7 separate regions of the Homo sapiens genome follow, and regions 2, 3, 4, 5, 6 and 7 are each linked to region 1. The links are chromatin loops, found by intact Hi-C in ENCODE. Cell type or tissue: PC-3. All regions are shown on one strand. Links, peaks and the distances in the headings refer to the core of each region. The heading gives the core; the rest is flanking DNA. Region 1 has its middle 63 kb from the start of DCLK3. Region 2 has its middle 170 kb from the start of DCLK3. Region 3 has its middle 260 kb from the start of STAC. Region 4 has its middle 170 kb from the start of STAC. Region 5 overlaps STAC (SH3 and cysteine rich domain). Region 6 has its middle 160 kb from the start of DCLK3. Region 7 has its middle 220 kb from the start of MIR128-2.

Region 1 (4,694 bases), core at 416-4,415:
AAACTGTGGAGTCATTTCTCACATCCTGTGATTATTCCCATTGTTTATTTTCATAGACAAGACTGGTCTCATTTGCATAATACTGGACACTCGGGCAGGTCCATTGAGGGTCAGTGGAGGGCTTCCTCTCCATGGAGGGAGGCATCTTACCATAGGAGTGCCACCTTTGAGCATTTTCTCTTCCATGTCCATGTCAGCAGCCCAAGGCTGCCAAGAGCAAGGTCTTCTCACCACCCAGCCCAGTGGCCAATGGCAGGAGTCATTACCAGCAGGGCCTATGTACCCTAGGGCTGACTATCCCCATGTACAGTGTATGCAGGATGATCACCAATGAGAGCTGAGGTCACCCTCAATTCCATTCCTTGGGACCTTGGCAACAGGCCACAGGGCCACTCCTGCAAGGCATTGTTCTCCACTGACTGCAAGCACCATCCACCTCCATCTCTAACTTCTTTGGTCCCAAGCTCAGGTGAAAGCCAGGTTCCTGGCATCCCATCACTTCATGCCCAGTTGAGCCCTTCTTAGACGTCCATGTAGCAGATGGTGAAAAGGACAGCACTTCTTCCAGGTTCCCTTTATCAGTTTAACCCCTATTTCAGTTTTTAAGTTTTAGGCTTAAAGCCCTTCTCTGGCTTCCTGTTAAGAAACCTGTTAGGATTTAGAACGTTGTTTTTTTTTTGAGACAGAGTCTCGCTCTGTCGCCCAGGCTGGAGTGCGTTGGTGCCATCTCGGCTCACTGCAAGCTCCGCCTTCCGGGTTCACGCCATTCTCCTGCCTCAGCCTCCCGGGTAGCTGGGACTGCAGGTGCCTGCCATCACGCCGGGCTAATTTTTTTGTATTTTTAGTACTGACGGGGGTTCACGGTGTTAGCCAGGATGGTCTCGATCTCCTGATCTTGTGATCCTCCCGCCTCGGCCTCCCAAAGTGCTGGGGTTACAGGCGTGAGCCACTGCGCCCGGCTGACTTAGAATTTCTTACCCTGAAGTTTATTTTGTTATTTTGATGGAGATTTGATGGGGGAAGAGAATAAATTACATGGACTTAATTTACCACTTGGATTGGAGGTGCTACATTTTTTTAAAGGAAGTAGTGGGAAAGTAAATTATTCCTTTCCTTGAAAGCAGTGCTTCTAAAATGTGGATCTGCAATAGATGTATTATTTAGCCATAATTCTACCTTTCCACCTCTCCCTCATCCTAGGCAACCTTCGTGGGAGGGAATGTGCTTCTCTCCTCCATTGATGTTAGCCATGTGACTGGCTTTGGCCAATGAGATATGAGCAGAGGCTTTACATATATTTGCCTGTTTGGCCTCTCGTGCTTCTGCCGTCTGCATGTCCTGAGAACTTCTGGTTCACAGATGAGAGACACATGGAGCAGACATGAACCTGGCCTGTAGACTGATGCAGAGTGGCCCTAAGTGACCTGCAGACACGTGAATGAGGAAAACAAATCGTTGTTACTGTAAGTCATTGAAACATTGGGGTTGTTACACAGCATGGCACTATCTCAGCCAAAACCTGACTAATACTGAGTCACGTATGGATCTTTTTTAGAGGAAAGAAATTCTGGCAAACTCTCTGTGTTGATATTACTTACTAATTCATTTAACAAATAATACTGTGTGTGTGAGTGAGAGAGAGAGACAGCGAGAGAGAGAGAGAGAGAGAGAGAGAGAGAGAGAGAGAGAGAGAGAGAGAGAGGAAGACCAGTTAGAAGTAATTAAATCATTTTATACAATGAAACTTAAATATTTCAAACAATACTAGGTATACATTTCTTACCCTTGTAATCAATAATCATAAAGCAAAATAACATTGCAAATTAAGTTAAAATAAAACTACATCAATAATCTATGTCAACTTAATGGGGTAGATGATGCTTTTCTTTCTTATTTTTCATGCTACAAACAAGCTCCTAACTGCTCTGTCTCAGGTTCTTTTGAGTTAGGTGTGCTTACACCCTTGTGAACCCTGCATCACTTAAGTCTCACATCACTTTTCCGTAATCACTGTGGAGCTTGCAGCTGAGTCCTTTGGCTTTTGTTAGTATAAATGCTTCCTTAATGAGTTAGTCCACTTCTGTTCTGTTTCATTAACCTTCAACAATTAAAATAACAGCACCTGCCACGACCTCCTAGCAATATCCTAACAATGCAAAATAAAGGTCTGGAATCTGGTTTTATGATTTTCCTTTACTTTATCAGTCTGACAACCTGGCATATGTTTGGATTAACTTTAAAAATTTATTATAAAAGTGAAAAATAATGCAACAGATCACACATCTTGGACTTTGATAGCATACTCATTCAGTTTGAGACCCTCTCCATTGAAGCACATTTTGTTGATGTTGAAGAGAAAGGAAAGACAAACCAGGCTTTGCACAGCCTGGGCAGCAGGTGGTGCTCTTGACATTGGAATCACACAGGGCCTGCAGTCCTGGGTGCGTTGGTCGTCTATGAGATATAATTTACTGGTGTTGCATTGCAGTGGGTTTGTTGCTTTTTAATCTTTAAAAAATACCCTCTATGTGATGACCTTATCTGGGCCGAGTCAGCCAAGCTTAGCCTAATAAAGCACAGGCAAGTGACTGCTGGGCTGCAGTTTGGTCCTTGGGCTATGTTCTATATATATATACATACATATATATATATATATATATACACATATATATATATATATATATATATATTTTTTTTTTTTTTTTTTTTTTTTTTTTTCCTGGGCTGTAAAAGCAATGCTGGCCCCAGCCTGATAGCCAGTGGTTTGCTGGGGAGACCTTTGTACCTCCCTAGATACAGGCAGACTGGATCTTTCTAAGCTAGTCCACTCCAGAGCCCCACACTTGCAGGCTAGCTGGTCAATTCTCATGCTAAGGCAGAGGTATAAGTCCTTTCTGCTCTAGTCTGCAAACAGTCAAAAGGGTCTTTAAAATGCAAATCTGGTGATTTTACCCTTAGCAACATGAAAATCCCAGTATACATTTCTCTTCAATTGTGTGGGATCATAAGACACTTTGTTTTCAATTTGCTATGTGGCCTCAACCACGCTAAGGCTTGTTTTTCTATTTGGAATCTTGGAATAACAGCATCTTCTTAAGGATGTTCATTTATAGGATGTCTCACTTATATGATTTATAATGAAAGTCACCCGGAGTTTTTCTGGAGATATTCAACATAGAGTCATAAAGTTTAAGATGTAGCTATCATCTTGTTCACCTTACTCCTCTTACATCTGGATATCTAATGCCCAGGAAGGGGAAATAAACTTGCTCAAGGGAGCCGAGTGGATGAGTAACACAGCTTAGGTCTTTCTCTTCCAATCCAGTTTTTAAAAACACCAGAATTTCCCCCCAACCATAGTGCAAAACCTATGTACATTGTCATGCTGGCATTGTACTAGGGGCTGTTCACCTGGGTCTGTCTGGCCCAGGTAATCCCTATTGTTGAAATAGATTGAACTCATGCTGTAGACTGACAATATTATATACATTCAGTCTCCAATAATGTAACTCAATCTAGGGCATCGTCAAGTGTGGGACTTGTAGACATTATAACATCAGATTGAAGATATCTTTGATGACATACATATATCTATGCTTCCAGATTTTAGGGACTCCCATAACAAGTGTGGCTTTTTTTTAAGTTGAGGGCTAATTAACATATAATAAAACACACTGATCTTAAGTGTTTAGTTTGATGAGTTTTGACAATTGAGTAATTGCCTTTTGAGAACAAAACTGACTATACATCTAAGTCTCACATAAGGCCTGTCTGGAAAGGAAGACAAAAATCTTAGAGACCCTGCCAGTTCTCCTGGTCTTCTTAAGAAAAATATTCTGATTATGCATTCCCAGAAATTCACCAAACCTCCTATACCTTGTGAGAAATATGCCTGAGCCAATTTTATTTAGAACTCAAAGGGCAAAGTGACCACACACAACAGCTGTAGCTGCTAATCAGAGGCTCTGATTTGTGTTTCCAGGTGCCCCTCACTAAGGATCCAGTCACTCTTCACTAATGCAGGTCAAATACTAGGTTTGTCTTGGTCCACTATGGGGACTGTGTGTGGCTATGGGTTTTAAATGCTTGGATTTTAATTCCTTACTTCTGAGTCTTTGTCCTCAGTCTCCATCTTATATTTCCTCCTAGGTCCCTATAATTCTAGTAGCAGGTTTTGCAAAGTCTGGTCCTGCCCAAGTGTTTGGGGTGGTATAAACCTGAGTCTTTAATGTAGGGTGGGCGGGAAGGATCACCTCTTTTATGTTGTAATATTGTTTTGTTTTTTGTTTTTTTGTGATGGAGTTTCGCTCTTGTTGCCCAGACTGGAGTACAATGGCACAATTTTGGCTCACTGCAACTTTTGCCTCCTGGGTTCGAGCGATGCTCCTGCCTCAGCCTCCCGAGTAGCTGGGATTACAGGCATGTGCCATCACGCCCAGCTAATTTTTTGTATTTTTAGTAGAGACAGGGTTTCACCATATTGGTCAGGCTGGTCTTGAACTCCTGACCTCTGGTGATCCACCCGCCTTGGCCTCTCAAAATGCTGGTATTACAGGCATGAGCCACCGTGCCCAGCCTTTTTATGTTGTAATATAGAAGCCCCATGCTGCTAGGCTGACAGGAAGTTTCACCTCTGGTATAACTGTGGGCATCTCTTCACCCTGGGGTTGTGCCAAGGTCCTGGGGGTCCTTCA
Region 2 (4,694 bases), core at 211-4,210, 110 kb after region 1:
CAACAAATAGGAAAGATGCATATTACTATTCCATTTTAACCAATGAGGAGATTGTGAATCTGAATGTACCAGTAAATTCCCAGGCCTGAGAATGCAATTGGATATGTCTGACTCTGGAACATGTGATCTTTCTGATAACATCAGAAGGCTAGCCTGCATCATTATGAAATTTCCAAGGTCTTTTTTTTTCATGTCCCATTTTTCTTTTGGTTCATTTTCTCTTGTCCCCAGCGTTCAGTGATAGGTCCTATGTGATCCTCTAGCATGTCAAACCCAGATCTGACAGCGTTTGTTTATAATGTTACATTGCTGCTGTTGTTTCTTTTTTAGACGGCATTTCTGAAATTAGGATTTGGAGGTTAGTTCCATGTAGAGGAGCTATTCCCAAAGAGCCTTGCAAGGGTCTGGAGGTGCTGGAATAAGATTTTTCTAGCATTGGTTCTTATACAGTTTTGCTAGACAAAAATTAGGCCAAGTAAGACAATACTCTGCAAAGAGACTGCGTAGTAGACACTTTAGTGCCTCCCCCAGTTCCCCTGTGTTGTGCACCCATCTTCTCAGCTTCTGTGAACGTCAGCTGCTCATGTTTCACAGACACCCATCTTTTCTGGAAAGTTACCCTGGAATGAGGGAAACTATCTGGCCTGCAAAGTTATGGGGTATAAGCTTCTTTTCCTTCAGAAGGGATGCCTCTGAGGTGTGGATTTCTCTCCAGACCCCTCTATATATCAGGGCTAGACCAGACTATGCCTGAGACCACATTCTTGCTCAGCATCTTCCTCTTGCTCTTCCTACCATCCTTCCTTCACAGGTTTCTCATAAGAGTGCTTTCCCAGCAAACCACATGTACTTGATTCTTGTCTCAGGCTCTGCTTCTAGAGATGTTGACCTAAAATAGGCTGCTGATATCAGTCTGGTCTACTCTCAGCACAGAATCTTGAATTTGATAGCTAAGCAAGATCTATTTTATTTCCAACAGCTATCCCTAATTGTATTTGAAGGAGTTATTTAATAGATTTTGGAGACACTAAAAAGGCTATTTGAGAACAACTGAACCCACTTATAAAGTAACAACCGTATAGACTTTTCAAGAAAGTTGACTCAAACATAAGTAATCCAACAACTATGGATACCATGTAATGGGTCCGTGTACTAATTTCTGACCTTTTCCCCCTTGACTAGATAGATTTTCCCCCTTGACCAGATAGATTTTCCCCAAGGGCTTATTCTCTCTTGTCATCCAGTCTGCACTTTCTTTTCTTCCATTTGTCTGTGTTTTGCTGTGAGTAAATTGCTACTCTTGTCTCACACTATTTTTATTTTTTGCTGGCATGCAAGGAAAGTGGGGTTTTCATTTCAGAATGCTGAGTCTCAGTCTCTCCTTACATACTTGTTTGAAGCTTATTTTAAATATTTTTAAGTGCTAAGTCCTAAATATTTAATGTTGTGGAAATGCTTCTTTGTTTTGAGGTCTTTTGCTGTCTGCCTAGGGCCTGCATCTGTGTGCTGCAACTCTGTTATTTTGCTCTTCATTATACCCTGCCTTTTTCCTGAAATGATTCTGATCAGTGTCTGAGCTGAAAACAAATCCCTTTTGGGGATGAATCAGGGCACCACGACAATTCCTGTGTAACCTCACCAAACATCCACTCTTGTTGCAGATTAGAGGCTCTAACTGTTGAGTTACTTCATGTCCAATATACTTTGAGTAAATGATTTAGTCTGACATATATTCTTTGAAGTTTGTGGTTTCTGATAATGTTGCCCATAAAGGTTTTTAAGTCAGTTTTCCTTCTGAATATGTCGTTCTGAGTTTTACAAAGTGGGCCTTAAAATCCTTCAAGGAGGGGGAAAAGAGTAGAATCAGAAACTACTATTTATTGTATCTTCTTTTTGATATAGGAAAGCAATTATTGAGTTAGGCAATAGGTTGGAAAACTTCTTATTTGCAAGGTCTCTTCACCATCCCATATCCACTCAACCGATACTCACTGGCATACCTTTGTTCACACCATTCCCTCTGCTTGAATGCTTTCAGCTTTCTGTCTACTAAGCTACATTTCATTCGTGTTTCAAGATCATGTCCCACTGTCCTTAAAAAGTCTTTTTTAACTGTACTGTCCCATTCTTACATGACTTTACTGTCTTTTGAACTCCTAAAGCATTACTTGTACATGAATGGCAAATAGATGTCATTGCATATGCATACTCTGACTCCTGGTGGCTACCAACTATATTGTGTTGAGAAGATATTAAACTCAGGCTCTATCCAGGCTCATTGGGAAAAGGAAGTGGTATAAACTAAATGGTTGTGACCACCTCAAATTCGTATGTTGAAGCCTAATCCCCAATGTGATGATGTTAGGAAGTGGGCTTTTGGGGGTGGGGGCGGGTAATTAGATCATAAGGGATTAGAGCTCTTATAAAAAGAGACAGGGGAGAGCCTGTTTACAAGCCAGGAAATGACCCTTCCGAGACACTGGATCTGCTGGCACTTTGATCTTGGACTTCCCAGCCTCCAGAACTATGAGAAATAAATGTCTGTTGTTTAAGCTGCCCAGTCTATGGTATTTCTGATACAGCAGTCCTAACTAAGACAAAAAGTATGATTGATTGGGAATGTCTCCCATAGATATCAATGGTAGGAGTGGCCCTATGTTTGACATACTTGTTTTATACCGTTCATATAACAATTTTTAAAGTTATCGTTTAGAAACATAATCTATCTCTCTAGCTAGATTGCACATTCACTGAGCAAGTGGACCATCTACTTCTCTATAGCCACAGAGCTTAGCTTCTCACACAGAAGGTATTTGTCATAATGAACCATTAATGATTTGTACCACACAAATAATATCTATAGGCTCCGGCAGCTTCATTGTTCTTCAGATAGTTAAGAACTCCTCTTGGAGCTTCTCTTGAGTGCTTAACTTAAAACCAGGTGGAAATGCACAATTCAAAGAATCATAGGCATGAAACATGGTTTCACAATTAAAATTGAGAGAAAGAAGGTGAAGCTCCATTTGACTTAGAAACACTAAAAACACCCTTTCATTTACCTGTGGGAATTTTTGTTTTTAAAAATTTTCCATTGCAAACAATTATTTTCAAAAGGAAACCCCCTTATTAAAGTGGGCTTAAAACTTAAGTTGGATCCTTTCATGGAAAACTAATTATGAATTATATCTTTATTAAATACATATCCATAAACATGCAAAACTTTCCAGATTGGGAACATATTTCCCCACTAAATCTAAATCCTAGAAGAGTTTGCGTCATTAAGGGAAGAAAACGAGCATATATTCAAAGTCCAAATTCATTAAACAACTTAGAACAAGGGTCAATATATGAATGAACGATCTATTTGTTTAACTTTCAAAACATTTCTGAAGTTTCTGACGTACCATAGGGATTTCCATTTCTTCGGAGGTGAATAAGTAGAATAGTTATTACCAAGTCCTGGACCTCAACACTTGGTTTATTTATAATGAAAAAAAATCAGAAAATTGTGTGACAGCAATCAGCATGTGATCACTAGTGGAAAGTATAGAATTTACCTGAGGGTAATTTTCAGACTCATTCAGCAGCTTGAGAAGCCCAATAGACTATAAAGACAAGTTTTTAGAATGACATCTTCCAGTGAAGGAATTAACAGTACAATTTTTATTGTAATTGAAAGCCAAAAGGTACACATATAAAGTGTCTAATAGGTGTCAGGCATTGTGCCACACATTGCATACTTACAAAAATGAATAGTTCGACAGTAATTAGAAAGAGTATGGGTCTGACACTTCATTATTACGGATTCACATCTGGCAGTATAACTAATTGTAGAAGCCTGGGGAAGTTACTGATCTTTTCTGAGCCTCAGCTTCATTATCTATAATCTAATGATGTTGACTTCAAATGCTGTTATGTGAAATAGGTGAGATGAAATAGATCTAAAGACAACTGGGAGAGAAACAGAAGCTGCTTGTATAAGACTTAGGTGGGAAGCTGTCTGTTGTTGGGAGATAAAAGACTACATGATGTAGGATAGAAGCCTTTCTTGAAAAAGGAAGAATATATTAGAAGTTCTCCAGAGAAACCAAACCAACAGGATCTCTCTCTCTCTGCCTCTCTCTCTCTCTAACCAAATATATGATGGTGGTCTCATGAGATTATAATGAAGCTGAAAAATTTTCATTGCCTAGCCACATCGTAGCCATTGTAACATCATAGAGCAACACATTACTTATGTGTTTGTGGTGATGCTGGTATAAACAAACCTACTGTGCTAGCAGTCATATAAAGGTATAGCACATACAATTATGTACAGTACATAACTGATAATTATAATAAATGACTATGTTACTGGTTTCTATATTTACTGTACTATACATTTTATCATTATTATTAAGTATACTTTTTCTACTTACCAAAAAAGTGTAAAACAGCCTCAGGTAGGTCCTTCAGAAGTATTCCAGAAGAAGGCATTGTTATCCAAGGGAATGATGGCTCCATGCATGTTATTGCCCCAGAAGACCTTATTTCAGGGTGAAATAAGAATAGGGGTAGAAGACAATGACATTGATGATCCTGATGCTGTGTAGGCCTAGGCTAATGTATGTGTTTATGTATAACTTTTAAAAATGTATTGTTATTTTTAAATTTTTATTTTTATGGTTACATAGTAAGTGTACATATTTATGGTG
Region 3 (4,694 bases), core at 439-4,438, 580 kb after region 1:
ATCTCAATTTTAATTATTTCTGCTGTAGTCTTTATTATTTCTTTTCTCTATGAATTTTGCCTTTGGTTTGTCCTTGCTTTTCTAGTTCTTTGAGGTGCATTGTTACATTGTTTGTTTGAGGTTTTTATGCTTTTTTGATATAGGCATTTATTGCTATAAACTTCCCTCATAATACTGCTTTTGCTGTATTCTTTAGGTTTTCAAATTTTGTGTTTCCATTGTTATTTGTTTTTTAAAACTAATTATCTTTTAAATGTATTCATTGACCCATTTGTCACTCAGGGGCATGTTGTTTAATTTCCATGTATTTTTACATTTTCCAAAGTTCCTTTTGTTATTGATTCTAATTTTATTCCACTGTGGTCAGAAAAGATATTTGAATATGATTTTGATTATTTTTAATTTATTGAGACTTGTTCTGTGGCATTACACGTAGTCTCTCCTGGAAATTGCTCCATGTGCTGATGAATAGAATGTGTATTCTACAGCAGATGAATAAAATGTTCTACAAATGTCAATTATGTCCATTTTGTCTGCAATATAGTTTAATTCTGATGTTATTTTTGTGGATTTCCTGTTTGGATGATCTGTCCATTGCTGAGAGTGGTGTTTTGAAGTCCTCTATTATTATTGTATTGCAGTCTATCTCTTCCTTTAGATCTATTAATATTTGCTTTGTATAATATGTTTGAGTGCTCATGTGTTGGGTACGTAGAGATTTGCAATTGTTATATCCTCTCATTAAAATGACTCCTTTTATCACTATATAATGACCATCTTTGTCTCTTTTTTTTTGGAATTTTTGGCTTTTAGTTTATTTTATCTGATATAATAAGTATAGCTACTCCTTCTCTTTAATGATTTCTGTTTTCATGGAATACCTTTTTCCATCTTTTCAGTCATGTGTGTTTACAGGTGAAGCGAGTTTCTTTTAGGTAGCATGTAATTGTGTCTTTTTGAAAAAATGCATCCAGCTCCTCTATATCTTTTAGTTGGATAAATTAATCCATTTATATTCAACGTTATTATTGATATGTAAAGACTTACTACTGTCATTTTGCATCCTGTTTTCTAGTTGTTTGGTAAGTCCTCTCTTTCTTTCTTACTGTCTTCCTAATTTTCGCTGGTAATATGTTTTAATTTATTGTTCTTTATTTTTAGTGTAGCTATTCTCTTTTCTTTTTTTCTTTTTGCATAGTAGTTACCCTGAGACTTACGAAGAACATCTTACAGTTATAACAATTTATTTTAAGTTATTTGCACCTTAACTTTGATCACAATAAAAGAAGAAAAATCTACGAGAAAACTCAATTTTAACTGCACCTCTTTACTTTTTGTTGTCTCAATTTATATCTTTTTGTATTAACTATTTCTTAACAAATTGTTATTGTTTTTATAGATTTATCTTTTAGTCTTCCTAATAAAGATACCAGTGGTTTATACACCACCATTACACTGAGTATTCTGAATATGTCTATGTGCTTACTTTTATACCTTTCATAACCTCTTTTTATGGCTTGACATTCTTTTGTTTCAGGTTGACAAAGTCCTTTTAAAATTTCTTGTAACACAGGTCTGTGGTAATGAATTCCCTTAACGTTTGTTTGTCTAGGAAAGTATTTCCTTTTTATATTTAAAGGATAGCTTTCTAGGGACAGTATTCTCAGTTGAAAGGTTTTCTATCTTATTCAGTATTTTGAATATATCACCCCACTCCCTCCTGCCCTGTAAAGTTTCTGCAGAGAAGTCTGCTGTTAGCCATATCAGAGCTCCTTTATATGTTACTTGCTTCTTTCAGGATCCTCTCTTTGTTCTTGAACTTTGAGAGTATGATTATCATATGCCTTGGAGTAATTTTATTTGGATTGAATCTGCTTGGTGTTCTTTCACCTTCTTGTACTGGGATATTCCTATCTTTCTTTAGGTTATTATTCTTTGAATAAACTTTCTATCCCCATCCTGTTTGCTCCCTCTTTAATGCCAATGATACATAGATTTTCCTTTTAAGCCTATTTTCTAGATCTTGTAAGTGTACTTCTCTCCCTCTCTCTCTCTCTTCTCTCTGAATGTGTATTTTCAAGTCTTTGAAACTCATTGATGTTCTATGACAGTGGAACACAGCACTGGGTAGAATTCTATGAGTGCCCATGGTGAGAGTGCTTAGACCAGTCATGAACCAGACGGAAATACACTGCCTTGTCAAGAGAAATCTAAGTCTTGGCCTGCTTCACCATCAGCTAACTAAAGTGGCCTCGGACCCTGAATAAATTTCAGTGGCAACCAGGTTGTTGCAAGTGCAGTCCTTGGGTGAGCACTGGTGCTGTGCTAGTCTTGGAGGCTGTGGGCTTGGGATGTGACTCACTCTGAGCTTCAGCTACAGCAGCCACAGGAGTGCCTACATTACCCCTCCCCCAACTTCAGGCAGTATAGTAGAGAGAGACTCATTTTTACTTAGGGGAAATACAGGGACAATTACAGGGGGCATTGTCTTGCAACTTGGTGCCAACCCCACCACAGGAAAACAGAGCACCATGGAGAATACCAAAGCCCATTATATCAGGCCAATACAAGACAAATTGCCTGGGAACCCAGGCAATTTTTCTGTATCTTCCCAAAGTCCATCAGGGCTGAGTATCCTGGAGTCTGCGAGTCACACAGTGTACCTGGGCTTAGGACACCCTCTAGTGCTGAAATGGCTGCAGTGACCACAGACTTAGGGAATTCAGTGGTCAATTCCCTTTGATGATTAGAAAGCCTTCTGAAGAAGAATGGGTCAGTCTCTGAGCTCACTAATTCTTTTTTCTTTTTTGATCAATTATGCTGTTGAGACATTCTGATGCAATTTTCATTTGTCACTTATATTTTTCAGCTCCAGGATTTCTGTTGGAATTTTAAAAATTATTTAAACTCTGTTAAATTTATCTAATCAACTTTGAAATTTATTCTCTGTGTTTTCTTGAAGTTTGCTGGGTTTCCTCAAAATGGCAATTTTTTAAAAAAAATTACACTTTAATTTCTGGGATACATGTACAGAATGTGCAGGTTTGTTACATAGGTATACATGTGCCATGGTGTTTTGCTGCACCCATCAACTTGTCATCTCCATTAGGTATTTCTCCTAATGCTATCCCTCCCCTGGCCCCCCTCCCCCTGACAGGTCCCAGTGTGTGATGTTCCCCTCCCTGTGTCCATGTGTTCTCATTGTTCAGCTCCCACTTATGTGTGAGAACATGTGGTGTTTGGTTTTCTGTTCTTGTGTTAGTTCGCTGAGAATGATGGTTTCCAGCTTCATCCATGTCCCTGCAAAGGACATGAACTCATCCTTTTTTATGGCTGCATGGTATTCCATGGTGTATATGTGCCACATTTTCTTTATCCATTCTATCATTGACGCACATTTGGGTTGGTTCCAAGTCTTTGCTATTGTGAAGAGTGCTGCAATAAACATACATGTGCATGTGTCTTTATAGTAGAATGATTTATAATCCTTTGGGTATATACCCAGTAATGGGATTGCTGGGGCAAATGCTATTTCTGAAAGGGATCCTTGAGGAATCGCCACACTGTCTTCTACAATGGTTGAACTAATTTACACTCCCACCAACAGTGTAAAAGTGTTCCTATTTCTGCACATCCTCTCCAGCATCCTGTGTTTCCTGACTTTTTAATGATCATTCTAACTGGCGTGAGATGGTATCTCATTGTGGTTTTGATTCGCATTTCTCTAATGACCAGTGATGATGAGCTTTTTTCATGTTTGTTGGCCACATAAATGTCTTCTTTTGAGAAGTGTCTCCTCATATCCTTTGCACATTTTTTGAGGGGGTTGTTTGTTTTTTTCTTGTAAAATTGTTTAAGTTCTTTTTAGATTCTGGATATTAGCCCTTTGTCAGATGGATAGATGGCAAAAATTTTCTCCCATTATGTAGGTTGCCTGTTCTCTCTGATGGTAGTTTCTTTTGCTGTGCAGAAGCTCTTTAGTTTAATTAGATCCCATTTGTCAAGTTTTGCTTTTGTTGCCATTACCTTTGGTGTTTTAGTCATGAAGTCTTTGCGTATGCCTATGTCCTGAATGGTATTGCCTAGGTTTTCTTCTAGGGTTTTTATGGTTTTAGGTCTCACATTTAAGTCTTTAATCCATCTTGAGCTAATTTTTGTGTAAGGTGTAAGGAAGGGGTCCAGTTTCAGTGTTCTGCATATGGCTAGCCAGTTTTCCTAGCACTGTTTATTAAATAGGGAATCCTTTCCACATTGCTTGTTTTTGTCAGGTTTGTCAAAGATCAGATGGTTGTAGATATGTGGCATTATTTCTGAGGCCCCTGTTCTGTTTCATTGATCTACATATCTGTTTTGGTAAAAACAGCTATTTTGAATTACCTGTGTGAGAGGTCACAGATCTCTGGCAATCCAGGTTGGTCACTGGTGTTTTATTTATTACATTTCGTAAGGTTATATTTTTTTGGAATGTTCTTGATGCTTGTAGATGTTCATCAATGGCTAGACATTGGAGAATTTTTATTTATTCTATTCTTTGTAGTCTCACCATGTTTATACCCATTATTCTTTAGAAGGCTTTCTAATAATTCAAAGGAGATTGACTGTTGAGGTCCCTAAGCCTGTGGTTACTGAATCCGTTTCAGCCCTAGACGGTATCCTAAGCCCAGGAACACTGGGACTTGCAGACTCCTAGATAC
Region 4 (4,694 bases), core at 400-4,399, 490 kb after region 1:
TACTAAATATCAACAAATAATTTTCCAATGTGATTATACCAATTTACAATCCTAACCATAAGGTGTACCATACTATTGCCAAACTTGAAACTTTAGATATAAATCTAGTAGTTACATAGTGATCTCAAATTGTTTTTAATTTGTATTTTCTTCTGGTTAATAAAATTGGACATCATTTCATATGCTTGTTTGTATTTTGGATATTATTTTTTGCAAAATGTCAGTTCAAATATTTATTTTGGAGCATGGGTCTTTTACTGATTTGTAGCATATATATATATATGCTATATATATACTGATTTGTAGTACATATATATATATATAATATATATATATATTTCCTTTTTTGGATAGATATTTCAAATATCTTCTCCCATTCTTTGTGTTACCTTTCCAATCTTTGAATGGAATCATTTAATGGACAAAATTTCTTAATTTTAACATAATCTAATTTATAATTTTTTTCTTTTTGGTAAATGCTTTTTGTTTCCTGTTCAAGAAAACAGTCTATCCCCAAGTCATGAATATAGTCTCATCATTTTCTTTCAAAACCATTATTATTTTTCCTTTCACATTTACATCAATGATCTTTATGGTATTTATTTTTGTGCATATTGTAAGTTAGGCATCAAAATGAATTTTTCCATATGGGGATACAATTGATCCAGCATATATTTTTTGAAAAGACCATCCTTCTCTCATTGCTCTGTAATACATTATTTGATTTAAAACAAATACTTATATATTTGTCTGCTTCTAGAATATTGTTTCACTAGTATTTTTGTCTGTCTTTGCACTGATAACACCCTATCTTAATTACTTAATTACTGTAGCTTTATTGCAATTCCTGACATGTGATAAGTCTTTTAAATTACACTTAGATATTTATCTTCAAGACTGTCCTTGATACTTTTGGCTCTTTGCATTTTTACATAAATATTAGAATCAGCTTGTCAACTAAAAATAACTAGCTGAGGATTTTGATTGGAACTTCTTAGAGTCTCTAGATTAATTTGAGGATAATTTACTTCATTCCAACATGAGTCTTCATAACCATGAATTTATATATCCTTCTATTTATTTAGGTGTTCTTTACTTCCTCTAAGAAATGCCTTGTACTTTTCAGTGTAATGATATTACACATCTGTTGGACTGATTTCTCGGTGCTTGTGTTTTGATGAATTATATTGAATTATATAATTTATGGAATTTAATTTTCTACTTTTTTCCTTAGAATAAAATTGATTTGGTATTTATCTTGTATCAAAGTATTTTTGCCAAATTTACTGTTAATTCTAATAGACTGTAGATTTTTTTAGATTCTCTGGGTTTTGTCTTTTGCTTTCTAATTGTTTACTGTTTTTAAATATAAGTTGATTACTTATATTTAAAATATAAGTTGATTACTTATATTTAAAATATAAGTATATAAAATATTATACAGAAATTTAATTCTATATGCATAGTACAAAAGCAATTAAGGCCTGAAAAGATTTTAAAGTTTGGATAAACAGTATAAAAACAGCATGTTGAAGATTGAAGTCTTAAAATAGTAAAACTTGAACTATCTGGCACTCTATTAAATATGTTTTTCACTGTTACTTTACAGTCTTCCATAAAACACAAGTGAAATGTTTCCAAGATATGCAGAAAGGGATTTCAAAATTTATATTGTTCTATTTTACTGGCTGATCTTTTATTTGTTCCCTGTGTGTAATTTTTGGTTACATAAGGACAGTCACTTGATGCTGAAATTTGAGACAATTATTTTTTCTTCGAATCCTTGTTGATCTATTTTACAGGAAGAGGGGCTTTATCTTTCTATGAACAGATGGTGAACAATTTGATCTGTTTGAAACCAACATTCAACTCTTGCTGTAACAAGTACTACATGGCATTTTGCAGGATGGTATATAACTAATCATCTTTTTTGCTTTCTTGAGTCATTGAGTCTATGGTGCTGATAAAATCCTAAATTTCTCACCAACAACTACTATCAGAGATTTTGATTGTGAGTTCTCAGCCTATGTTTGTGACTTTTAGTCACAGCAATACATTCTGTCCTTTCAAAAGAACGGTATATGCCAGCAGTAACCCCTAATTTCTGACTGAAATTTATTTTTTACCCAATTATTTATATTTTTTCCAAAGGTATGTCTGGAAGAAAAGGCACAGATACAGAAGGGACCTAGCATAGCATTACATGACCTAGGCACTGAGCTAACACATTGCAGATGTGTATTGCATTTCAGCTTCACAGTTTTCAAAATGAGATTGTTGACCCTTATTTTAAAAGTGAGAAAACAGAGACTCAGAAATGCTGATTATATATTTCAGATCTTTCCATTAAATGGAAACTCTGGAATTGTAACTCGGTTCTGCCTGATCCCTAAGTCCATGGACAGTCTCTGTGAAGAAGCTTTACAAGTCACAGTCACTGAGTGTCTGTACCTGGTCAGTCTGATTCTAGAACCTTTTCTTTTAGCTAATCTCTCTACTGCCTTCATTGAGAAAGGAGTCATTTGTCCTTGTTAAGTACTGGCACAGGGCCTGGTACATATTAGAGATTCTGTGTATGTTTGTCAAGAGTGGAAAATGGAATATGTTGGCACTAGCGATTTCTATTTACCCAGAATACTTTGCTACTGAAAACAGAAAAAAAGTAGGCAAATGGACATTCTAAAGTTATTTCTTTTACTTTTCTGTGTTTTGTCCGTTTTTCTTTCTGTACAATAAAAAATATGAAAGCCTAAATAGCAGCTGGACAACTTAGGAAACACGTCCAAAATGCCAAAAAAAAAAAAAAAAAAAAAAAAGCACCTAAGTACAGTAGAGAAAAATCTGCTTGGTAAAATAATGAGAATATATGAAAAAAGGGTTCTTTTTATAGATTCCTCAAAATTTAAGCATTGTAGCAAAATGTAAACACTTCTCACATTTTCAAAGTGGCTTTTCTTTAGAAAGTCAAGATAAAATAACCTGAAGCTATATTAAAGTCTTATTTAAAAATTTGAATTTTGGAATATTTTCTATTTTGGAATAGTTTTTAGGTGATATAGACTTTGAATGGAATTTCACCTGTTATACTTCATTGCCAATTTTATTCACACAATAGGAATTTTACTCTTTTAAAAAGTGTTTTAATATTTTCTACATCCTGGACTTTGCTTGTATAGTAGCCACTCAACAATTGTTTGATGACTGAGTGTTAATTTTAAAATATTTTAAAGAAGGTTACTTTCAGTATAAGGAAAAGAGAATCAATAGTAATAAATAGCTAATATTTATTGCAGGTGCCATGTATCAGGTTAATGAAAATATATCAAAAAAGGGTTATTTTTATAGATTTCTCAAAATTTAGGCATAGTAGCAAAATATAAACACTTCTTATATTTTCAAAGTGGCTTTAATTTAGAAAGTTGAGATAAAATAACCTGAAGATATATTAAAGTCTTACTTAAAAATTGTTTCTATTTTGGAATAGCTTTATAGGTGATATAGCCTTGAATGGAATTTCACCTGTTATACTTCATTGCCAATTTTATTAATTCACGTAATAGGAATTTTACTCTTTTAAAAAGTGTTTTAGTATTTTCTACATCCTAGACTTTGTTTGTATAGCAGCCACTCAACAATTGTTTGATGACTGAGTATTAATTTTAAAATATTTTAAAGAAGGTTACCTTCAGTATAGGGAAAAAAGAATCAATAATAATAAATAGCTAATATTTATTGCAGGTGCCAGGTATCAGGTTAAGGACTTTATAGGCATTATTTTATTTATTTCTCATGACATTGCTATGAAGTGGTATTGATTTTATCTTCATTTTACAGATGTGAAAACTATGGTTTAGAGAAGTTAACTGTCCATCTGCTAGCAAATAGATGTGCTAGGATTTAAACCCACGATTCAAGGCCCTCCTACTCAATGTTATGTAGGTTTCTATCTTCTATCTTTGAGAGATTTTCTCACATCATAAATTGATAAATAATTAAAAACCCAAGAAGCGTGTAGTCTCATTAATGTGGTCTTTCAGCACTTAGATCAAAAAGGCTTATGTGCCTGCAAATAATGACCAAAGATTAGGATAGGGGCTGCAATTTAGCCAAAGAGGAAATATTAAAATAAAGCCCACTGATGAGTCATATCTGGGGCATGCTGGAGTTTAAGTATAAATTTCTATCTCTGGTGTATTCTGAGAGGTTTACATTGAGTATGACATTAGTCTGACCCTGCCAATGAACTTCCCCAAATTGGTCAACAGTATTAAATCCCATGTATATATCCATCCCAGAGACAAAGTACCCCCAGGATTTGTTTGAGGGAATCATCTTTCTACCTATGCTAAATTACCAAATTATAATCTTTTTCATGCTTAGGTATTCATGTATTTATTTAAATGATATATTAGGGGTTCTATACATTCTAGGTGTTGGATATACCTTGGTGATATACACATGCATAGTTCCTGATATTATGGAATTTGTAACATAGTAAAAAAAATAAACACTAAACAAGCTATAATTACAAATGTGACTGTGAAGAGAAAAAAAAGATCAGAGTTCAGTGTTTTAAAGGGGTAACTTTAATACAAGGATTTTATGAAGATGGCAAAAGCATCGATGTATGACTCAGCTAAATACCAGCAAGGCTAAGGAGCTTGCTCAAGGTCACGAAGCTCTGCAGTTGCTAA
Region 5 (4,694 bases), core at 190-4,189, 160 kb after region 1:
AGTCCTTCAAAACCCTTCAATTCCAAACTGTAATTGAACAGTTGATCTCCCTAGCAGAAATGTTTTACTCATCAGGTACAGTTAGAGATATTTTCATTGCCTAAGGATCCTCAATTTCCTGCTTTCCTTATTTATTCACTCATTCAACAACTCTTTATTGAGTACCTACTATGTGTTAGATACCATTATAAATGCTGGGGAACTAGTGCAATACAAGACAGACGGATCCCTGACAGAGATTTCTGGGTACAGCTGTCCCAGCTGACATTTATTGAGAAATCAACAATGTGGTGAGTGCAAGGGCTGTGGCTGTTTTGATGGCTGATTGTCCTGTGGACAACATTTAGTAATCTGACTGACAACATAAAACATAATATTTTTTTGCATGACTTAATGAATAAAGAAAAGAGTACTAATGGAAATACTTATGGAAACCTGATCTAGCCAATGGGGTAAGAAACACCTTCTTGAAGAAGTGATATTTAAAGAAAGAGAAAAAGGTGTAGGAAGGAGGAAAATAAGACTAGAATCAGAAAAATTCCAGCCTCAAGAGACTGGGACACTTTGAAGTAATGGAAAAAATTCAGTGTACCAGAACAGAGAGATGGAGGGACTAATGGGTGTAAGATGAAGCCACAAAATCTGTCAGAGCCTAGAGTATGCAGGAAATGCAAGCCACGCTAAATTCTGCTAAGACCTTTGGCTGACCTTCTGATCTGTCTCATGGACTAGAATTGGGCCACAAGCAAACCACTAAAGTCATCACCGACAAGGAGAATGGGATCAATTCAGTTAGCATTGCCTGAGTCATTTAAGATATAGGTGGACAACAGAACAAAATCAGGGCTCTGCAGCATGGGAAAAGGGCAAACAGGTGTTAAAAGGTTTTAATTGGAGGAATAAGGTGATCAGATTTATTTAAAACAATTCTTTCTATTCTCCTTTCCCCTCCCTTCTCTTCCCTTCCCTTTCCTCTTCTCCTCTCCCCTACCCTTGACTTTCCTCCTTTCCCTTCCCATCTTTATCTGTCCTGTTTTTTTCTCCTGCCACCCATTCTCTCTCCATCCTTCCTCCCTCTCTCTAACATAAAGAGACTTCCTGAAAGCTGGACAAATTTTCTTCCCATACTGATAAATCCTGACCTGACCAGCCAGCTTGTTGACATGAGCATCATGTATGCAGCAGTGGTAAGCTGGATGTCCCAACACCAAGGTAAGTGCAGCATATGCAGAGCAGAGGCACCTCACATACACAGCATCCCATCTCTAGCCAGCCCAGCACATACCTAACCATGTAGCTCAGCTATGGCCAGCTCCTCAGCATCTCTCAGAAACTTTGCTTTCCTAGTATGGGACACAGGCAGTTTACGGTCTTCTGGATTCGAATGCCTTACTCAATTTCCTCCCAATCTCATTCTCCAGAGCCTAGACTCTTTAATGGCTTGGAGGTCCTTGCTTTGGAGTTAAATGTTAACATTCAGTGTTCCATCTTTGATATTTTAGACTCCTGATCACACATCCATGTCCTCTACATTGGTTTTTGAATTTTGTGGAAACTGAGCTGGAGCCAGACTAATTCACTCACCATTTCAGCTGGGCAACCTTAGTTCTGCATCAATCACTCACTGTTCTAGGATAACTAAAACCTTGAGGCAAACACTGATGATTGGTACTCATGGTCATTTCTGTCGTTTTCCCACGAAGCAGAGTCCTGCCTTTCATTCTGTTGCCCATCCCTATCCTATGTGACTTAGGTAAATTTAATTGATCCAAGTCCTGTTTCTGTCCTCCTTGTTAGTGATTCTTAGTGGTTTACATAGAACTTAGTTCCAGCCAATGAAGCAAGATGAAATACCTGCTAGGGAAACTCTGGGAAAGTTTTTTTTTTCTTCCCCCCTATTAAAAGAGATGCCTTAGGAAGAAAATCTTTCTTTGTCTGGAAGGATTCCTGGAGTGGCTGCAGCCATCTGTGACCACTAGGGGACGTAGCTATCATTTCAAGGATAGCTTAGCAGAAATGTGGAAGAATTTGGTTCTCTGACCAGAGGATCAAGCCACTGAATTATCAACCCAAGAACTGACCTCTATCAGACTCTTTATTATAGGAGTAAAATAGACCCTTTAAGTTTGAGTTTGATTTTTGTAACTTGAGATGTTTATTCATTTGCTATTACTGTTGTAACAAATCACCACAAATTTAGAAGCCTTAAACAACACCATTTATTATATCACAGTTTTGTAGGTCTAGCGGACTTGGCTGGTTTTCTCTGCTCTGGGTTTTATAAGGCCAAAATCACGGAGTCAAAAGGGCTCTATTCCTTCCTTTCTTTGCTTTTTCTATAGGGGATTATTTAATTTTAGGCTCATTTAGGATGTTGCTGCGTTCAGCTCCCTGTGGCTGGAGGACTGAGATGCCTGTTTCCAGCTTCTAGAGGCCACCCTCATCCTCTGGCTTGTGGTCCCCTTTCTCCATCTTCACATCCATTAATGGTAGGCTGAGTCTTTCTCATACTTTATCTCTCTTTGACTTACACTTTTACCTCATTTTTCATCTGTCCTCTTCTGCTGCATCTCCCTGACTCTAGCCAGATACATTTCTCTGTTCTTAAGGGCTCAAGTGATTAGATTTGGTCCACCTAGACAATCTAGGGTATCTCCCTATCCCAGAGTCCATAACCTTCATCACATCTGCAAAGTCCCTTTTGTGTAAACTCTGGATTAGTTTCCTGTTGTTGCTACAATAAATTACCCCAAATTTGGTGGCTTATAACAACACAAATTTATTATCTTACAGTTCTAGGGTTCAGAAGTCCTAAGAACAAGGTGCTGGCAGGGCTGCATTCTTTCTAGAGGCTCTAAGAGAGAGTCTGTTTCCTTGTCTTTTCCAGCTCTAGAGGTCATCACCTATATTCCTTGGCTCACAGCTCCTTCCTTCACCTTCAAGGCCAGGAGCATAGCATCTTCAAATCTCTCTCTCTCTCTGACCCCGGCTTCCATCATCACATCTCCTTCTCTGACGCTGGCCCTCCTGTCTCCCTCTTCTAAGAATCTCTGTGATTACACTGGGCTCACCCTGATAATCCAGATAATCTACTGGTCACAAAATCTTTAACTTAATCACATCTACAAAATTCCTTTTGTCATATAAAGTAACATATTCCAAGTTTTGGAGGTTAGGACCCGGGCATCTTTGGGGAGTTGTTATTCTGCCTACCACAGGATAAAAGGACCAAGACTATTACAATAAAACATTTTAAAAATTACAGAAAATATGCATGTATGTCTCAGAGTTCTCCTTTCAGACATACTGAATGCAGTAGGTTGAAGGAAGACTTGGCCTCAGTGTTATAAGGAGAAAATATCTCGAGGTAAAGAGATGATGCAATGAGACACAAAGAAAACATGCTGTATAGCAAAGGCATAGATTCAACCTAAATGCCCATCAATGGTAGACTGGATAAAGAAAATATATGTACCCCAAATCTGGGGTACATATACACCATGGAATACTAAGCAGCCATAAAACAACAAGATCATGTCCTTTGCAGGGATATGGATGGAGCTGGAGGCCATTGTCCTTAGCAAACTAACACAGGAACAGAAAACCAAAAAAATACTGCATGTTCTCACTTGTAAGTTGGAGCTAAATGATGAGGACACATGGACACACAAAGGGGAATAACACACACTGGGACCTTTTAGGGGGTGAAGGGTGGGAGGATGGAGGGGATCAGAAAAAATAACTAATGGGTGCTAGGCTTAATACCTAGGTGAGGAAATAATCTGTACAACAAAACCCCAGGACACAAGTTTAACTATATAACAAACCTGCACTGTACCCCTGAACTTAAAATAAAAGTTAAAGAAAAGAAAAGAAAATATTCTGTAGAAGAAAGGGGCTGACTGAGAAGAAAAGTCTACCGGGAAATAAATACTAAACTAACATGTATTAGAAGCAATGAAAGACTGAATTGAAACTTCAGAAAAATCAAAGTGAAGTGAGGACTATCTTGAAACAGTCTCTTGGGAGGAATCAGAGAGAGATAGAGAAGTGTAAAATAATAAAGACACTAAAACTATAAAGGAAACATGGTAAACCAGAAATGATCCAACCAAAGAATGATTAAGCTCCTGGAGAAAGAGGCATTGAGAGTGAAGGGCAAATGATAAACTAGAGAAAATATTGGTCACATGTGGTACAGCAGACATAAATATTCTTCAAAGGTAGAAAACTTTTTAAATAATGTAAGAAAATGGGCAAAGTACATAAATAGATTATTTTAAAAAATGCCCTATATATATGAGATAAAATGTAAGCCTCTTTAACCATCCAGAAAATGCAGATTAGCATGAAATATTATTAATCTATCAAACTGACATAACAAAAAATAATAATGTTAAATTCTTGCAAGCATGTGATGATCTGGATATGCTCATGAACATCTGGTGTGAGTGTGTAAGTTGGCACGACCTTTCTGAATGCAATTTGGCAGTATGCATCAAGAATTGTACACGTCTTGATCTGTTTTCCGCTAAATTCCAAAGTACATCCTAAGAAAATAATCAGAGTTAGAGACAAATATTTATGTTCAGAGATGTTCATTGCAGTTATCAATAACAGTTTTAAAAATAAAAACTCTGAATATCCAATAACAAGAGAAACTTAAACACATTCCTGTACATCTAGACTAAGGA
Region 6 (4,694 bases), core at 261-4,260, 98 kb after region 1:
TTTGTAAACTTTGAGGCTATTAACAGATAAAGTTTCCCAATTTGGTTTAATTTTAATTATAGAGACTGCTTCATAAAATGACGCTTTCATGCCTTTAATTCTGTTCAATTAGATGTTTATATTACCAACATTTTTCTTTATTATTATTGTTTTGTCAATAGTTTAACTTTTAGTCTCTTTGTGCCATTTTGTTTCAGGTGTTCTTCCTTATATGTAGGACATAGTTGGGTTTACTTTCTAAAACAATCCGAGAATTTTTCCCCTTTGATAGGGGAATTTAACACAGCAATTTATTTTTCAAAATTATTATTTATTTTTATAGGTACCTAGTAGGTCTATATATTTATGTGGAACATAAAATATTTTGATATAGGCATACAATGATAATAATCCCATCAGGGTAAATGGGTTGTCATCACCTCAAGTACTTATTCTTTCTTTATGTTACAAACATTCCACTTATACTCTCTTACTTTAAAATGTACAATAAATTATTGTCGACTACAGTCACCCTGTTGTACTATCAAACTCTAGATCTTACTCATTCTATCTAACTGTATTTTTGTACCCATTAACCATTTCTGTTCCCCCCACCTCAACTACCCTTCCCAGTGTCTGGTTACCATACTTCTACTCTCTATTTCCATGAGTTCAATTGTTTTAATTTCTAGCTCCCACAAGTAAGTGAGAACATGAGAAGTTTGTCTTTCTGTGCTCGGCTTATTTCTCCAGTTCCATCTATGTTGTTGCAATGTCAGGATCTCATTCTTTTTTATGGCTGAATAGTATTCCATTGTGTATATGTACCAGATTTTCTTTATCCATTCATCTGTTGGCAGACACTTAGGTTGCTTCAAAATCTTAGCTATTGTAAACAGTGCTACAATAAACATGAAGAGTGCAGATAGCTCTTTGAATTACTGATTTCCTTTCTTTTGGGTGTATACCCAGTAGTGAGAGTGCTGGGTCATATGGTAGTTCCATTTTTAATATTTTGAGCAACCTCCAAACTGTTCTTCATAGTGGTGTACTAATTTACACTCCCACCAACGGTGTATGAAGATTCTCTTTTCTCTACATCCTTGCCAGCATTTGTTATTGCTGGATGAAAGTCAGTCATTTTAATTGGGATAAGATCATATCTCATTGTAGTTTTAATCTGCACTTCGCTGATGATCAATGATGTTGCACACCTTTTTATATGCTTGTTTGCCATTTGTATGTCTTCTTTTGAGAAATGTCTACTCAAATTTTGTCCTCATTTTAAAGTCAGATGATTCTTTTTTTCCCATTGATTTGTTTGAGCTCCTTATATATTCTGATTATTAATCCCTTATCAGATGGGTAGTTTGCAAATATTTTCTTCCATTCTGTGGGTTGTCTCTTCCGTTTGTTGATTTTGCTGAGCAGACACTTTTTAACTTGATATGATGCCACATGTCCATTTTTGCTTTGGTTGCCTATGCTTGTTGGGTATTACTCAATAAATCTTTGCCTAGACCAACGTCCTGGAGAGTTTCCCCAATGTTTTCTTTTTGTAGATTCATAGTTTGACGTCTTAGATTTAAGTCTTTAATCAATTTTTCTTTCATTTTTGTATATGGCAAGAGATAGGGGTCTAGTTTCATTCTTCTGCTTATGGATATACAGCTTTCCCAGCACCATTGACTGAAGAGACTGTCCTTGCCCCAGTGCATGTTTTTGGCACTTTTGTTGAAGAAGATAGCTCAGGCCATTTTTGTTCTAATCAAAGTATTTAGTCTTTTAACAGCTTTCTTATCTGCTTGTTCATCTACATACTTTCTTTACTTTTAATTTCCCCCATCACTTGTTAATAATATGTCATGCTTTCAGTTTTGCTTTTGTAGTTCATCTTTTCTAAGACACATTAATCTCTATTTTTTCTTTAAAATTTGAGATCAGTTCAATGATTATGTCTTTCCTAAGTTATTCTTGGAATTAAAATTGCTTATATTTATCTCATTTATCATACCATTTCCTGATTTTTGACACTCTAATTTGGTATTATAAGTCAGACTATTAGTACTGTTTAATCATATTTTAATATTACACTGTCGATAGATTTGATCCTGTTCTTTATGAACATCAAAACAGAAATCAACTCTGACTTTGTGTTTTTGGTTCCTTGGCCTATTTTCTCACATGAAACAATGGCTTCTTCATTTTTCCAGTTAGCTTTTAATTCCAGCCCATATTTTAGCCTATTAATTTTCAAGTTGATTTTGCACTTTTAAAACAGAGTTGATACATTCTTATATTTTAAAGCACAAATCAGACTTATATAAATTTTTTTTTTACATTTTTTATCAGCTTCTTCCAAGTGTTTGCTATGCTTCTGAATCATGTAGGTAATAGAGGAAAAGATGAATGAAAGATGGCTCCTAGGTATTTGGTGGGGGTAATCTAGTGGACTGTTTTGCCGTTAGAACATTCCATTTTGGACACGTTAAATTCCTGATATCTCTTAGATAATCTTCTAGTGCCATCTAAAGTTTAAAGCTCACAAGAGTTCAAAGCTGGAGATGTAAATGTAGTTGTCACCTATATGTAGGTCCTACTAGAAACAACAAGACTTGAGTTTATCAGGGGAGGGTATAAAGAGAGAAGTAAAGATCTGGTCCTGAGGAATGCCAACATTTAGATTTGGGGTAGAAGAGGAAGGGTGTACAAAGAAGCAGAGAAGGAGCCAATAATGTAGGAAGAAAATGAGGAGATGATATATTACAGAATCCAAGAAAGGATTTTCCAAAGATTCAAGGAATCTGAAAAAGATTCTATAATAGGTTTCTGTTAAAGGCTACTCTTATTCATTTAGGTGTATCATTAAATTAGCCATTTAGATAATATAGATTTGCTAGAGTAAGTCAAATTCACTGAGCCACATATAAAATTGAACATAAGCTTGCTGGAATAAAGTGAACAGCCATCTAGTTGATGTTGGAATAGCAGGAAAAAAATTAACCTGCCTTATTTCCAGAATTCGTCATTCATCCTGTGAGAACAGGCAGCATCATGTTTTTGGACTGAAGGGTAGAGCAGTTGCGATAAGGATTTAAAAGACTTTATATTGTGTCCAAACAACTTCTACTCTTGAACAATGTATGGCTCATGCTTTAAGCTAGTTTAGAGAAAAGAAAGTTATTGAATGCTCAGAGAATCAGGCTTGGGGGATAAATAGGAAGAAAAACCAAAATGGTATTTTCTAGGACTCCTTCAGGCACAATTTCTGTGATGATGGGCACACGCCCCATAGTTTTCACTGAGCACAGTGACCTACATGGCTTCGAAATCCCCCAGCATTCCGGATTCTGAAAGCTTACTTTTTCTCTTCCAAGCTCTCTCTCCCTTTTCAATAAGATGGATTCAGTGCTGCATCTTTTCTTGTCTTGTTTTCTTCATTGAAATCTGTGTCTGTTTTGCCTCCTTGTGCCCTGATTGTAAGGGAGGTGGGGGAAGCAAGTTCTCTGGTTTCTATCTTGCACAGGTGGGTCTCACAGTCTGAAGAATTACCAAAGTACAGGATGGGTGTTCAAAAGATTCTGGAAATCCATAGATATGACAAATATAGAAAGTAGAGTGAACCCTAATAAGGTCACCTAAAGCTTCAATTGTGGGAAAACTAAAGACTGCTTAAGAAAATAGGTCCTGATGCAGTTCTGTAATCATTTTGTGATGTTTCCCCTCATGAGATTTTGAAACTAGGCTCTATCTTGCTAAAAAGAAAGAAAAACATTAATTTCTAAAGTTTGATTTTTCTAAGAACTTGAGAATAATAAATAAGCATGAGTCTTGTTTTTTCTAACTTGCCTTATGTGCATTTGCTTCTTTTATTTAGTTTTTTAAAATGTCACTGTCTGGAATGGACTCTGAGATGGTAATTTGAGTGCTGGAGGTTTTCTGGTGGTTCTCTTGGAAGGAAGAACTTTGGCACAACTTTGGGAGTGGTCATTCCCTGTGGCTGAGGGCAGTTCCTCTCAAGGGACATAAATGAGCTGTCAACAGCCAACACTCCTGACAGTTGGGTTGGGAGTGGGGAATGTACCTTGGTTCTACAGGGGAGATCTTGACAGTGTACCACAGAATCCTCTACAGTCTATCAAAATAAATCTGCTTATACAGATTATATAAGCAATTTATAGTGCATAGCTGCAAGTAGTCCATCAAGACTAGGAAGGAATGTCAAAGTTCTTGTTTAATCAGAACAAAAACATTGGAGGACTTATCTGCAGTGGTATAATCAGCAAGTTTCTCTTCTTTTTTTCTTGCTTGCTGTCACACCAATGAGAATTGAGTAGGTCAATGTGGTACCTAAATTTTAGCGCCACCTAACAATTTAATATGTCTTACTGCTCTGTATTCAGGTGTTCAATTCGTATTCTAGACTGACCAGTGGGTGGCATGATGCTTAGAGAAACTTTCTGGGACTCCTCTTTCTTATTACAGAATTGAGGTCATGTGATCTCCACTCACATGTCACTTTCCTACTCCATTAATAACATCATCATTAGCTCGAAAACATTCCTGATTGTTGTTGTAATGTTTGGAAAATTTTGAAATTTTAAACTTTAGGCTGAGAAGTTAGCTTTTACTTGGATAAGAATGGCTTATGTTTTCAGAAGTCCCTGTTGTTAGTTGCAGCAAAAGGGTAATTTCAAAAACTTATTTTATGCTTA
Region 7 (4,694 bases), core at 488-4,487, 740 kb after region 1:
ATTCACAGTATCTAACAACGTAGAACTTCTTTACATAACAAATTCACTACAATTAGAAAACATGTGAAACATTTTTCTAAAAATATATGCCTAACAGCCTCAAGTTCTTAAAAACTCCAATTCAAATGTTATCCTCACCACACTAGGAATCTTGGAGACTTAAGAGGCACTGAGACAACAGTATCCTCTTTCCTTTCCACATAGTAAGAGAAATTTCGGAGTAAGTCTGCAAACCATTTACCATGCCCCTATCACTTATGTGATTAAGAGTGAGCAACAGGTAGCACAAGCAAGCACTTCAAAAGCATACTTCTCTATGCCCCCAACTTCAGTCTTTCACACTCTGCAAAAACAGGACTCCTCATAACTTTCTTCCATGCCCCTGTGCTTTCATCTGCCAGCAGCATGACCCTATTCTTCTCTGTCTTCAGTTTCTCCTTCCTGTCCTGTCAGTCCAAGGGTATCCTATCCATCCTTCAAAATTCAGGTTAAACTTCCCTTTTTCAGAAGTCCTTCCTGACCATTGCTGACACCAACCATTGCTGCACTCCCTCCTTGCCACTGATGCTCTGTGACTTGTCACACTTTGCACAGACATTGTATCATGTCTGCATATGTGTCACCTCTGCTCCACAGCAAGGTTTTAGCCACAGGATTTTTTATTATACAATTTATAGGATAACACAATCTCCTAGGTATTCTTCTGAAAATATATGCCAATATATCTGGCACAGTGGGTTGCATGGAATACATCTTCATTGAAGATAATAGCCTTACCTTATTGCCTTTTAGTGATTATAAATAAATATCAAGCCATTTTTTACCTCTAGTGTTACTGTTTCAGGAGGACGCAAAGAAAACCCTTTTGGATCCTCTCCTAACCCAAAACTTAAATTGAAGGAAGCACTGTTTTTTAGAGGCTGCAAAGAGAAGACTGCTTCATGGGCTCAGAAACCTAGTGGTAAGTGTGAGCGCTGTCCATAGTTGCCTGGCTTAGAAACACAGGTAATTTCTATATGAAGTTCACTCAAGTTTGCAAAAGCTGAGATGAGATGCTGTGAGTGGGGGTCTAACCTGTCTTTCTCACCCTTGTTTATTACTTAACTAGCATTTTGCTGACTCCCTCTTCAGTGAGTGACTTCACTAGGAATGAAACAAAGAGGATGAGCTAATAAGAGCCATTTCCAAGGCGCTTTATGCAGAGTGTTTTGTCCAATGGGGACCTCTCATATATTCACCTTGAACTGTAGTGGTTTCAGTTAAGGTGTCACAGAAGCTTTTTCTAAAGAGGGTTATACTTCAACACATGGATGAGTAATTTAGAAAATTCCTAATGGGCCAAATACAGGAAGAAAAGTCCAGCAAATACAATTATTCACAAGTCTAAGAAATAATTGTCTCTTTAGTATTTTGCCACAAAGAATAATGCCTAAAACTCTGCCCTTTCACTTCCTTCTTTTGAACTGTGAGGGGTTTTTACTTCCAAAATTATTTCATACCATTAGAATAGAATATAAAGAGAAAAACAATGAAAGAAAATGTACCTAGAATAAAGCTGGAAAACAAAATGGGAATATTGAGAAGAAAAGATCATATTCAGAAAAGAAACAGAAGCCATGTGTGGCCATCTTCAAAAGTCAGTCAATCAACAGACCCCAGAAGCAGTTCCACTATTTATATAAAAGGACTTTGGATGGAACAATTGGCTAAAAGAAGGGTCTTAAATCTGCATTTGCAGATACTTTACATGAGACTGTTAAGATCAATTATTAGTGTCAAAGAGAGCCAAGGCTTACCTTTGTCATAGGTACACACACACACACACACACACACACACACATTCTTTGTGGAGCATTGTCCCAGTGCAGTGATTTCCTTGAATCTCACAATTCTGGGACTCAGAGCTTCTGCTTCAAGTTCTCATTGTTTTAAAGTAATGACCCTGAGTCTGGAAGGACTTTAATTCCCCAAATTGAATACTTCCTAACACAAATAACTGATAATCAGGGGAAATTACTTAGCCTTGATTTCTGGGAGTCTCTGAATTGTGTAGGATAAAGTAAATGATGTTAATCTAAAAAGATGGTAGGCAACTTGAATTCATGTTAGTCAAGAGCTCCATCTCCTGTTCTATGTGGGTATGTTCTCAAAACAGTTTCCACCAGCACGGGATTGCTATGCACACCAGAGTAATCAGAAAAAGTAAGCCAGTTCATAGCTTTTTTGCAATGTAGATTCTCGATTCTTTTGTTCACTCACTGTGCCTAAAAATGAATGCCATTTCTATTGTGGGAGTACTGACAACTGAGAGAGGGAAATGCTGAATTAAATATGGTTTTACATGTTGAGCTTACAGTAAAGAAAAAAGGGTGCCAGCAATTTTATTGAAATAATTTTACACTTTCATTTAGAGAAATCAATTTTGTGCCTTAGGAACAGCAACAAGAAAACTTTCTATCAGCTCTGTGAAATAAATGGGCCTCAGTGTAGATCTAGTTCAAGTTGGCAATGAAACATCTACCCTGTCTTATAAATTGAACCAAGTTTGGTCTATTTGACACTGTAAAACTTATTCTATTGATTCTACCCTTATTCTCCCTCAGCGTTCTGCCTTTTACTACAAAAGGAGCTTAAAGGATAGGAAAATGAAAGGGAAAGTGTTTATTATAAGATAAAAATGCTAAGGATCTAATAAATGTGAGATAATGATTTAGCAGAAGAGATGCTATTATACAAAATTACATTTTTCTTTTTTTGTTCAGTGTTAAGAACAACTTTTTTGGCAACAACCCATTGTTAGTTTTTGTTTGCTTGATATTCTTTGTTTTTATTGGAAACCAAGGAAAAGGCTCAGTAAAACCAACCAACTTTATATGTACAATTATACTAGGAGGCTTTGTAATTTAGAGCAACTAAACCAACTGACACTGACTGTTTGAACAGCCTCTATGAATTCCAGATTATTCCCTTTGTAAGGAAGGATTAAATCCTTTCCTTTCATATCTGAATGCATTATTATTGTGTCATCCCCCAGTAACATATTGAAACTTAGAAACACATTGCCTATTATATTTATGAGATAGATAGATAAATACACACACACGCGCACACACACACACGCACGCACACATATTAGGGTTAGGGTTAGGGTTGATTCTAGCCTGGCTTTATTCTCTCTCAATGTTCTGCCTTTTACTACAATAGAAGCTTAAAGGAGCAGAAAATACTATCTGTGTGTGTGTGTGTGTGTGTGTATATTTACCTATTTCAAAATATAACTATATTTTTAATCAATACAGTTAATTAGATTCTATATAAAAAAAATTTACATAGAAGTCCATGCCCTTTGTCATTTTAACCTTAGGAAAAAGAGGCCCAGCTTATCTTATTGGTTTTTCACATTAAATAGCATGCTATTAACCTCAGAGAGCAATAACATGCTAATGTGACTTGGCTGTCATAATTTCCAGATAACTGAGGCAGCACGAAAAACTATCATATTAACATCACCCCTTTATTACTGTATATAATCATACCCAATATCCTGAAATGCTTAATTATGATTGAGTGTATGATTAAATATTTTATATCCAGAAGGCAATTGGTATGAAATAGTAAACAGAGAAAATACAGATATCCAAATTATAATTATTTTTAAAATTGTCATCATTAGCCACAAAGACAGGTTTGTATCCACATGGATACATTTTGCCATGTAATCAGTGAGGGCTCATTCTTAGTTGATCCACAAATTTCTCTACAGGAAAGTGTTAGGAGAAGCTAGCATTATCTCTGCTTTTTTTTTTTATTGTTATAGTGCATTTTGAAGAAAAAGTTTCGAAAAATAAATATAGATATTTGATATAGGGTTGAGACCAATTCTGATATCATCTTCCAAGGAACTTACAAGGTAATAATCAAGGGATGTCATTAAATACTAGTTTTTCCATGAGTAGGTAATAATGTGACAAGGACCATGGCAAGCAGAAAAAAAAGACAAAAACCAACCATTATGTATAACGCTGTATTTTATGGCATAAATTCTATGAAATCTATGTGGTTTACAGACATGTAAGGTAGTGAGATTATAAATACTTTTTATTTTTTCTATATTAAGTTTCATTAAGAATAGTATTACTCATAACTGGAGAAAAATAGTGAATGACATCAATATGAGATAAGTCATGTAAAGTACTTAACGATGTGTCAGGATGTACTAATCAATATATTTTTTTTAATTTTGTTTTTCCTTTCTTCCCTTATCTCTTCCTGCTTGGTGCTATTTTCTGCCCAAACTGAATCATGAGTCTGAAGTTATGGTGTCTAAACAGTTAACAATGCTTCCCTACATTATTCTCAATGTTAAGCTATCCACACAGTGCATATAAAAATATTAGAAACTCAGCCCCATTCTCTGCCACTTATCTACTCATTTATGCCCTTGTCTTAGCTCTACATATGATTTCTTACCTTCTGTTGGACTTTCTGTATTCAACAATAGAGCTCACATTCAAGGAAATGATTTTGCCTTCTTCCTCCTGCTTATTCCAGTATGTCCCTCTGCTTCTTTTTCTCATTCTCCCCAAAGTGATTATAATCACACAAAACACAATAGAACACTTTGGATAGCAATTTCTCACCTTCAATTTTGCTTTACTCCTTTGCAAACATTTCTACATCAGAATCTTTTACAT

What was found. A loop is a pair of places that touch in the nucleus more often than their neighbours do. Peaks named below come from ENCODE experiments on the same cell type or tissue, not always from the same donor. Only the 100,000 strongest peaks of a DNase experiment are listed, where the experiment ranks them.
Region 2: a loop joins it to region 1, with 12 times the contacts of the local background. A loop is called at or near these places in 11 of 110 quality-filtered maps.
Region 3: a loop joins it to region 1, with 22 times the contacts of the local background. A loop is called at or near these places in 15 of 110 quality-filtered maps.
Region 4: it touches region 1 in a loop (3-fold over the local background); 2 of 110 quality-filtered maps call a loop at or near these places.
Region 5: a loop joins it to region 1, with 7 times the contacts of the local background. A loop is called at or near these places in 9 of 110 quality-filtered maps.
Region 6: a loop joins it to region 1, with 9 times the contacts of the local background. A loop is called at or near these places in 11 of 110 quality-filtered maps.
Region 7: it touches region 1 in a loop (15-fold over the local background); 89 of 110 quality-filtered maps call a loop at or near these places.

What each region holds. Positions count from the first base shown.
Region 1 is chr3:36,698,858-36,703,551 of GRCh38, reverse strand. No RefSeq gene overlaps it. Among named protein-coding and RNA genes, the nearest start is that of DCLK3, 63 kb to the left of the region's middle. RefSeq lists an enhancer at 2,280-2,574. In PC-3, for the core only: a CTCF peak has its summit at 2,393 (motif pointing right); DNase peaks (open chromatin) are centred at 1,521 and 2,411; H3K4me3 peaks cover 378 bases; H3K27ac peaks cover 1,006 bases.
Region 2 is chr3:36,589,677-36,594,370 of GRCh38, reverse strand. No RefSeq gene overlaps it. Among named protein-coding and RNA genes, the nearest start is that of DCLK3, 170 kb to the left of the region's middle. In PC-3, for the core only: CTCF peaks have their summits at 2,013 and 2,218 (motif pointing left); no DNase peak of the experiment used is centred there.
Region 3 is chr3:36,122,300-36,126,993 of GRCh38, reverse strand. No RefSeq gene overlaps it. Among named protein-coding and RNA genes, the nearest start is that of STAC, 260 kb to the left of the region's middle. In PC-3, for the core only: a CTCF peak has its summit at 2,676; DNase peaks (open chromatin) are centred at 2,393 and 2,673.
Region 4 is chr3:36,212,498-36,217,191 of GRCh38, reverse strand. No RefSeq gene overlaps it. Among named protein-coding and RNA genes, the nearest start is that of STAC, 170 kb to the left of the region's middle. In PC-3, for the core only: no CTCF peak of the experiment used is centred there; no DNase peak of the experiment used is centred there.
Region 5 is chr3:36,538,375-36,543,068 of GRCh38, reverse strand. The region is part of intron 10 of STAC (SH3 and cysteine rich domain); the gene reads right to left. Among named protein-coding and RNA genes, the nearest start is that of STAC, 160 kb to the right of the region's middle. In PC-3, for the core only: CTCF peaks have their summits at 1,750 and 1,969 (motif pointing right); a DNase peak (open chromatin) is centred at 1,978.
Region 6 is chr3:36,600,337-36,605,030 of GRCh38, reverse strand. No RefSeq gene overlaps it. Among named protein-coding and RNA genes, the nearest start is that of DCLK3, 160 kb to the left of the region's middle. In PC-3, for the core only: a CTCF peak has its summit at 2,493; no DNase peak of the experiment used is centred there.
Region 7 is chr3:35,963,532-35,968,225 of GRCh38, reverse strand. No RefSeq gene overlaps it. Among named protein-coding and RNA genes, the nearest start is that of MIR128-2, 220 kb to the right of the region's middle. In PC-3, for the core only: a CTCF peak has its summit at 2,122; a DNase peak (open chromatin) is centred at 2,135.